Regions from separate parts of the Mus musculus genome. Here region 1 is linked to region 2. The links are chromatin contacts, found by Hi-C or POLR2A ChIA-PET in ENCODE. All regions are on one chromosome and are shown on one strand. Each heading gives the region's core, a stretch centred on a gene start or an enhancer-like site at or near the end of the contact. The rest is flanking DNA. Distances are from core to core; before and after follow the strand shown.

Evidence for each region. A loop is a pair of places that touch in the nucleus more often than their neighbours do. ChIA-PET counts read pairs that join two places held with the same protein, here RNA polymerase II (POLR2A).
Region 1: a loop to region 2 is called in a map of heart, with 2.0 times the contacts of the local background. The contact joins the enhancer-like site here to the promoter of Ugp2 in region 2. A Hi-C loop is called at or near these places in 4 of 37 maps with a recorded cell type or tissue (gastrocnemius, heart and regulatory T cell). POLR2A ChIA-PET finds 5 or more read pairs at or near these places in 1 of 5 experiments (Patski).

Annotation. Positions count from the first base shown.
Region 1 is chr11:21,412,418-21,417,389 of GRCm38, forward strand. No RefSeq gene overlaps it. Among named protein-coding and RNA genes, the nearest start is that of Ugp2, 44 kb to the left of the region's middle. Within about 2 kb of position 2,539, at least 1 of the 3 ENCODE cell types and tissues checked has a DNase peak (open chromatin) inside an H3K27ac peak, as active enhancers do; it is heart, where a contact is called at or near this core.
Region 2 is chr11:21,367,121-21,371,896 of GRCm38, forward strand. Ugp2 (UDP-glucose pyrophosphorylase 2) reads right to left here and starts at 3,509. Exons shown (of 10, transcript NM_139297.6): 1 at 3,067-3,509. The coding sequence starts at 3,085.

The sequences.
Region 1 (4,972 bases), core at 1,289-3,788, 44 kb after region 2:
GCAGGCAAGCTCTCCTCTTACAGGGAAGGTGCACAGATATCTGGCGTTCGGACCTCCCTCCTGGCCGAAGATGAAGGCCCAAAACAGGACCTTTCCCAATAGCTGTGTTGCTTTGGTCTGTCACAGAAGCTGTTAGCTTCTGTAATCCATACTCTCACCTGTGCAGACTACTTTCTGCAGAGTCCTGGAACCAAGATGGCTCCCACTGATCCTGAGGCAAAAGACTCTCGGGCCAGGCAGACACGTGTCCTCTGGCCGGGAAGGTGGTTGGATGTCTGGAGCCCGAAAAGGGCACTGCCTCAGAAGCTCTGTGACTCCTGCCTGTCCCAGAAGCTGTCAGCTTCTGTGTGCACACTCTCACCTGTGCAGACTACTTTTGGTGGAGTCCTGAACCAAGATGGTTCCCGCCGATCCTGAGGCAAAAGCCGGGTTCTTATTCTTATCAACCTTTCCAGCCTCCTCTCCTTCTTTTGACATTGTGTGGAAGCCTTGATTCCACAACCCTTTCCTTGAGTGCCTACAAATACCGCACTACACGAATGATGCCAAGGCTCTACCTTCAGCTCCAGCAGTGCCTAGGCCCCATGGTCCAAGAGCCTCTGACATGATGGGTAGCAGAAGATGGAGCTCTCTGTTCAAAGCAATCTTTCAGAAGAGTTTAAAACCTGATATATTCTACTCTGGAGCAGAGGCTGGCACACTCCTGAGATGCCCTCAGGCACACTTCCTATTGTCCCAGTGCAAAACAAACAACTAACCCCCAAAACTGTCTCTAGCAGCCACACCCTCCTGTCTGCAACTTTTAACATGATTCTCTCTCTGGCCAATTGCAAAGTTTTAAATCTTTCTGTTCTTCCCCAACCCCATTCTCATCATAAACGTGGAAAAAGCAGTTAGCAATAGCCATGCCACAGCCCAAATTCTATGCTGCCTTGTAACCTCCTCCAACTCAATGAATTAGATTATTCAGTCTCACCAAAGCTTCGGGATTCAAGATAAAAAGTAGACAACCTCTTGACCAGAATGTTTTAAGTGTGGCCTCTATCAGGATTCCCAACAGAATTCTGTTCCCAACTGAAACCTTCTATGTGGAGTCTCTCTGTGTGCATGTGTTTGGAAGAGCTGACAGGGGCAGAGGTCCATATGGAGACCAGATGTTAAAGATGGGTATCTTTCCTCTATCATTCCCTACCATGTATTTGAAATAAGGTCTCTTACTGAACCTGGCACTCATGATTTTGGCTAGAATGGCCAACAAATCCCTGGGATTTGCCTGTCTCTGTCCCCAGCACTGAGGTTTCAGGTTCACACTGGCTTTTTCTGTGAGTTCTCAGGTGCTTGTATTCATGCAGCAAATGGTTTACCCACTGAACCTCTCCCCAGCTCCATGAGTACATACTGGTTTACTGTTCATCTCTTTGTCAGCATCATGGTCTTCCAAGCACCTACCAGAACCAACCATTAAGTCTTCATACAGTGTTCTAGGCTTCCCCTATCACAGGTCTCCAAATGTTCCCTACAAACCAGCACCAAAGGTTTAAGAACCACATTATTAAGTCTAGTCCATTTTTCTGGTACTATATTACATTTGTTTAGCTGTATATTTATTTTTGCCCACAGTTTCAAACAGTGCAGCCCATGGCTTGATCCCATGTTTTGGGAGGCGATCATCAACTTTCCAGTGACAGACTGACTCCCTCCAATCAGCTCTCAGTTTCTAAAGTTCCCAGAACCTCCCAAAATAACCCCATGGTCTGCAGACTAAATGCACAGCATACAAATTTTCAGGAGACATTTCATAGTTATTCCATTAAAATGGGAGGAGAGAGCAAACAGTTGAACTTCTGGTTGGTATGTGTAAAATAGTTTGTGGTACTTGAGTTACATAGGCACTTAAATACACACCCCATCTGATCTTTCTGCTTCTCTCCCCCCAGTTAACCAGCATGTATACCATCCAGCAATTCAACTATTTGGTACCTGAAACATATTTTTATATTCAATAAATGTGTGCAGAACATTCTAGAGCCAACTTATGTCTTTTCTTTTCTTTTAGACAGTAGTAGAATATAGGAAAGATAAAAAGTAAACAGTGTGGGTGCAGCTTTGCGGGAATAATAATAAGGGGGCCGGGGAGTGGGGGGAACTAGCACCAACTGGCAAAAGATAAGAAATACTCCTTTTGGAATATGTAATAGAGCTGTTTCTTCAGCTGTGTCTACCAGTAGATCCCATTTTTAAGGTAGTTTTCTTTGTGGAAGGTGAAATACAAGCTGAGCACTTAGCCTGTTTTTCAGGTCTCATTCTCTTTTCAGATCTAGAAGAACTCCACCACACCACAGCCGACCCTCTCTTCTCCCCTTTTATTTTCCACATGGTGTCCATTCTGCCTGAAGTTAGTTATCAGAATAAATGTTATTCTCTGGGCCATTCATGTGTTATTCATCGGTTGTTGAGAACACAAAAATGTGTTGCTCTGAGAAGATAGCTGTTATTAAACAGAGTGGCAGGTGTGCTGACTCAGACCCGGAGGGCCGATTAAACTGCTGCGGCTCTCCCCCTGAGGAGGCTCCTTCTGTTTGCTACACTTCAGCTCCTACTTCTGATCAGGACAAGTATGTCCTTGGGAGTTCTGTGCTTACAAGGAAATTATGTAATAGGAAAACTATCTGGGGAGGAACAAATAATCCTTCTATCTGTTTCTTCCAGATTGTACTCTGGCTATAGTTTCCATGACCCACATATGAACCTTTCTATTCGCTTCTTGCATAACTGGAAGTTTGTCTCAATGTAAAGCAATACTTTTAGTAAGAATGTATTGCTCCAGTCCTCCTCGGGGCCAAGCACTGTGCACAGGCCCGGAAATCACTCTGGCATCACTCTGAGGACTCACGCAGGACAGAAACAAGCAGCTTGCATGGCTAAAATGTGAGCACAAGGACATCAAAGACAAGGCTGTCTGGAGCCAGAGCACAGCTGTGGAAGTGCTGTGGCAGATGTGCAAGAGTGGGGTGGGGGGAAGTGAGACACAGTGACTTGAAAAAAGTATACTTAGCATTATATTTTATTTGAAAAATGAGAATAGATTTTTCTAATACAAATAGGGAGTAAAGAATTAAACAAAAAATTGAAACGGGTAGTGTTGAGGATGTGGGGAATTCTGAGTTGATGATTATGAAATATATTTTTATTAAAAGAGAATATGGATTTTTAGAAATGCCATGCAGGCTAGTGGTGGATCATAATATGTAAAGAAAATGGAGAACCATTGCATTGTATGCTCATGAATAGTTTCATGGAGCATAACAAGAGATGAGACGCAAGGACTGAGAGCAGGGAGAAGGAGGTGATGCTGAAGACAAGAGTTTAGCTGGCTCTTGAGGGATGGGCAGAATTTGAAGTCAAGAGAAATGTGGTCTGTGAGTTAACACTGGGCTCCTCCTGCTTGATTTCAGGAGTGTTTATTTGGCTCCTATGTTCTTATGAAAACTAGCCATGATCCTCAGTGTGCCCACAGCCCTGTCACAGGTCCAGAGACTTCCATAATAACATTTTATCTTCTTATCCTGCTTCTCTGGCATATAAGATAAAAGTTGTCTTCATTTTTGTTGTATAGGAAATAGTATTATTTACATTAAAGTGCCATAGGCTTTAAATTAATTAATAAATTGATATTTTTAAATTGTCATAATCGAAATTTCTAACATAAAAATATTAGTTCATTTTCTTTAGGACTCTCAATAATTTTGCATGTGCAAAAGAGCTTTATAACCACAGAACCAATCTAATCAGTTTACCAGTGCTGATATCAATTAGTGAAAAGGTAAGGCATGACTCATGGATATCAGGAATAAAAAGGCAATGTCATTATGTGTCACATGCATGATAAAATGTAAGACATTATAAGTACCTTTATCCTAAATGATTTGACAAAATGGACACAAAAATAAATATAAAAATGTAGCTTTATATGTCATATTATTTTGCATCTATGTAAACATTTAATCTATAATTTAAACCTTTCTCTGGCATATACAAAATCTTCAACATGCTGGTGAATTCTATCAATTAAGCATCTTAAACTGACTTAGTTTACGAGAATTGATTCAAAGATGACACTTGCTAATCAGATTAATGAAACCATGTAACATTGTCCCCAAAGTCACAAATGCAATGCAAGAAAGGCCAGCCAGTATCTTCCATGACAGATACAGAAGTCCTCAATAAAGCATTTATAAGCTCACCAGAGCATGACTGTGCTTAGTTATAATCCTAACATTGGGAGACCCAGGCAAAAGGATCTCCTTGATTTCAAGGCCAGCCTGAGCTAGGCTATATAGCTTCCTTGTCTCGAAACAAAGCTAAGATATATTTATATCACGTATGTAAATTTAATCCAAGGACATCTAATAGGGTGTTATATTTAACCAGATTGGATTTATTCTGTGAATGCAATGTAGGTGTAATATTTGAAAGTCAGTCAATGTAATTTATAGTTTTTACTAGAATAAAGATTATCTATTTTATGCTCAACTCAAGGATGAAGGCTACAAGAATCAATGATTATGCTGCTGCCTTTTCGTCACCCAACATGCAGAATCTGCTCATTCTTTGGTTGAGTTGGGAGCTGCTTTGGCAGAGTCACCTGCATCTGTCCTCTATCTCCCAATCACACACATAACAGTCATGAGTTCCCTATCATGCACTATGCACTGAAACAAATGCCAGTATATTGCTTTCAAACAATTTGGGGTTAGGGGCGGTCCTAGAGCTAAAGATGGCTAGAGGTGCTTTCTCCACCAGTAGTAGCTCTGCCCAAATATCTGATAGAAAACCAGATCCCCAGCATGACAGAGATTTAGAACTTTAGCCAGGCTCAAAAACTTCCTGACTGAAGTTTTTCTGCTAAAGAAACAAACATGTTAGCATCTTTCCTGCAGCAGCGGACTAGGTGTTGTGTAGGGTTTCTTGT
Region 2 (4,776 bases), core at 2,259-4,758:
GTTCTCACAACTTTTTAAAAGAAAATTTCCAAAGGGCTTCTGTTGACAAACCTAGCAACACCCCACAACTGCTGCTGATGCTACCCCAAATGTGACGTAGGAAAGAGGCAGTGTTCATTTATGTAGAAAAGTGGAGGCACTGAATAAGACAGCGGCAGAACAAGACAGTTTCATAGGTAGGCAAAAGAACACAGCAGCTCATATCATGTTTGGTCAAAGTACGACTAGGCTCCTGAGGGACAGACTTAGGCAGATATGCAGAACTTATGCCTTTATTGGCCCAGTAATTCTATACAGGCAACTCACCTCTCTAACAGTAGTAAGTGTTTTTACTAACCATAAATTTCCAACTAGCTTCTTATGATCTAAGTGGCTGAGGAAGAAGAAACCCAGCATTCTTATAAAAGTAGTGCTTGGATTTGGAGTCAGACCAAGTGGAGCAGCCTTACGTTTCATCATCACCCAAAAAGAATGATCCCCAATGTTCATAACACCAGATCTACAGAGTCCTGAGTACCTACTATAAGGGAAAAATAAATATAGTGAAAGGCATACAATGAACATTCAAAAAAAAAAGTTGTTAACCGACTGTTTAAACTGTAACTTGTATTTATCCCCTATGCTATCCAAGCTTAACCTTGCCCTCCCCTCTCCTCAGCTCCTGTTTAGTAATTTTCTTTAAAAGATATAAACTTTCAAGTAACCAGACTGAATATTAAATCTGAATACGAAAATAAAAAACTATGTGTATTTCTGTTGATGGCGTATGGGTAGCAATGCTATCTAAAAGTCATCATTATTTTAGAAAAGAGTAGAAGATAATGGCCACACATTATCTACCCAGTTCAGTCACTTAGTACAGCACCCCATTTAAACTTCTCAATGACCCTGCGGCATAGGCACTGAGACCCAGTGGAGAAGGCAGGGACAGGAGATGGATTCCAATGCCTCTCCCATACTAAGCATGCGTGTCATCACTAAATTATACTCTCAGTCCAATTTCCAAACTCTACCCAGGTAGAACCTAAAGTTCAGAAAAGTGTCTAAAAATCCCTTTTTTTAACAAGAGTCAAATCGAAGTCCATACCCTTTCGTATTTCTCAGTATTTATGTAATTTAAGATAGGTCATAAAAACCTACAGCCGAAAACATACGGTAAGCTAACCTACTGAAAAAGCATATAGAACATTTTAGGTTGTGGGCATTTGTTGCCTGTGACAAAATCTACTTTCAAGACACTGTGTTTTTCCCAGGGACATATTATCTTTGTCTATAGAAAATGGTAATCTATTTGGAGACTAGGCCATTCCTAAAATTTTAACCTAAAAAGCAACGGAAGTTGTTGGAAAGGACAGGAGCTGAACACAACTCAGGATTTCCAGGACTTCTCCCCAGCTCATCTCTGGGCATCTTCATCAGCTGTAAAGTACTCCTTAGGGCTCAGAAGCTTAAACGAGGCGACTTGAAATAGCTATGGCCTGGCACTGGTTAGCACTTTCCCGTGAAGCAGCACAGGCCGTGTACCAGCCAGTGGGAAGAAGCCTCAGCAACTTCTGGGGGAGGGGAGGGTCAGCACTGGACTGCTTTTAAAAAGAGAGAACACAGAAGTTTCCAACTCTTATACTTGAAAACTGATATGCGTAGACAACTCTGACATTAGCCAATTAGTTTTCTCATTTCTAACAGTAACCACGATAAGCACTTAGAGCTCACACTTAAACACAACAATGGCGCAATGATACATTCCAGGACTGAGTTAAACATATTTGGAGTATCATCTTTTTGTACAAAACTGCCTGCTTAAATCAAATGTGTCGTCTTGAATTGCATCATGGAGATAGGAATCAGACTGAGCTTATAGCTTAGTTAATGCAAACACGTTAATTTCTTCATTTTGACACTTGTGCAGTATTTTGAAAACTGTAGAAGTACTTTAAAATAATGGGCTTTTAAAAAGTGGGTAGCAATGTCCACAGCCACCTGTGTCTTCTCGATTTAGAAACCTCTAGCTTCATGTCAACTGTAACACCAACTTCAAACATAATGGCAAAATGACATTTCTGAGCTTAGTGCTGAAGGCAGACAGGCATAACGGTCCCATCTGTTTCCATAATAATGAAGGCAGATTCCTTTAATCTAATATGAAAAACTTAAGAGTTAGTAAAGTGGGGCATAAGCCTGTATGGCATTTTCATTTCCAGGGTCAAATGATGGACATCCCTAGCATAACTTTAAAAGGAAAGGGGAAAGGTGCATGGACAGTCACTGAGGATCACGTGAAGCGGTTGCAAACTTTACTGCATGTATTAAGCAAGATGGCTGAAGCTTTCACACACTGGGGTCTGGAAGGAAAGGCTTCTTATAGGCAAACTCTATACAGTTTTGTGACAGAAGTTTAAGGCAGCACCCAATTGCAATACTACAGCTTGGTTGAGGGGTATTTGCTAAATGCATTATTTACACATATACAGATTTGAATGGTAATTTTCAAATTTAAAGAAAGCATAATCTTTCTATATTAAAAAAGAAAAAGCTAAGAGCACTGCAGCAAAGTCATTTCTCTGACTGGTATGACCTCCAGTGTCTACAAACTACTGATTTCGCAATAAATTACTCTGAGACTCAATCCACGTACACACAGAAAAGAAGTGGAGAGCTTCCTACTAGTCTTGACAAACGCATCTGCCTGTCCCTAGCCCTCTGGGTTTCCTTGTCCCACAAAGATAACTAACTTATCATCGAGTGCAAGAAGGGAACAAGAATTAATCAGCAGTCAAAAATCCTGTTTTGATTTTTACAATTACTATCCACGATGTCAGAATACTATTAAAACTGATTTTAGAAGGTAGAAATAACCCCTGCAGGGCGCAGAGGCATACAAACACGTATATGAAATGCCAACCCAATAAGTGGCGCAAAGCAGCTTAAATACCAATTTAACCAAAAAGGTCTGGCAAACGGTATCACAAATGAACACTTCCAGTTACAAACTACCCACTTACTTAGAGACTACCAATATTCAAAATCGGACGAAGCAGCCAAGAGACAGAAAGCAAAATGTCTTACCTTGTACAAATCTCGACATTTTAGGATCTTATTAAAATAATCTGGCTTATAATTTTCAATTTCTAGAATCTACGTTGTAAGGAAGGTCTCTCTCCCTTCCCTGCAACCGAAGTGTTCTTTCTCCTCCGATGTTTAACTACTTAAAGAAGAATTCGGGGGGAAAAAAAATCAAAACTAGTCTTTAAAAAGAAAAATCCTGAAGACGGAAAACTTGGTGGGACCGACTCAGCTTGGGAGGGAACTCCAGGCTACTCAGCGATCCCGACACCAACAGGGGACGACTGGAGACTCCGGAAAAGGTAAAACCAGACGAACTTAAATTTCATCAATGGAGAGGCGGACCTAGAGCCGCTTCACCGCCCTCCGGTCTCCACGCCCTCTAGGGCAGGACTGCCGCAGGCCCCCGGCCGCACCCCGAGGCCCCTCGCCGGCGGCCGTCCAGCGGCGAGCTGCTGGCGCCCCGTGTAGATCGGGAGGCGGGGAGGCCGGCGAAGGGGCAACGCAACCTTTTCTCCAGCCCATAAATAGCCGGGACTCGGAGATGCTGCGAATTCCGCACTCGGGCAGACAGCTGCCCGCGGCCTCCACTGGCCGCCCTCCCCTACGCAGCCGCTCCACACCAGGGCCCGGCTCGCCCCCTCCCTGCCCCCCGGGCCTGGCCGCCCAGACCCCCCGGGAGGCCTGGCCCTCCCTGACACGCCCTCGCCCGCCCGCCCGCCCGCCCCCTACTCTTCCACGCCCCACTGTCGGCCCCCGGCCACGCCTTTCGGAGCAGGACCCCACAAGGAGGTCGCTCGGAGCCCGGCCCGCCCCTTAAGCGACACCCACCTTCCTATTCCCTCGAGGGCTGAGAAGTTGGGGGCCTGGAATCAGGTCTCGCACGCTGCACGAGCGTGGCCGAGGCGACCTCCCCTCCGCTCCCGTCACACGCAAACACCTGGAGCCTGGCGCCAGCGTGCGCAGCCCCTGACCCTCCAGCCCGCCGCCTCCGGACACCGGAGCCCCCACTTTCGCCACACACCTCCCCTCCCCCTCCTTCCCCCCTCCCAATGCGGAAATGTCCCTACTGCTCAGAGCGACAGGCACAGCCGCCAGTCCGGAGCCGAAGTTTGCCTAAGGACCTGGCCAATGAGACACGCGGAGGTGGCAGGGGGCGGGGCGTTCGAGGCCCGAGGGAGGCGGGCGCAGAAGCGAAGGCGGGAATCCCACGCGTGGGAGCTGCACAGGCAGCAGCACGGTGCCAAGCACGTCTGTCTCTGCTTGCTGTTTGCAGATGCCACGAGCGTGTGAGAAAACCGAAGCGTGTGCTTGTGTTTGCACTCCACCAGAATTTGCCCGTTGAGGAAACCTTGAACTCCCCTTCCTCAGGGACACCAGGCTCTTCTCAAGAGGACCCAAAGGCTCTGCCACCAATTAGGGTTTGAGGAGGGTTAAGGCAACCTTTTCAGAATCAAGTAAAGGGATGGGATGTGTGTGGCTCACCAACAGGAGGAGGGCCTGGGGGCGTCGAAGGGAATGCCAAATAAAGGCTCTCCAGAAAGAGCCATCACTATTCGCCTTGCCTCGAATCCCACTCCTGGGCACGTTTGTGCTGGAATTGGGCGTTTACTTTTCTAGCCAAAGTGAAAATGACTTATTATCCTTAAGATGCTGATGATAGATCTTGAAGTCTCCAAAAGAAAGATGAAGTTAAAAGCCAGAACGTTGGCA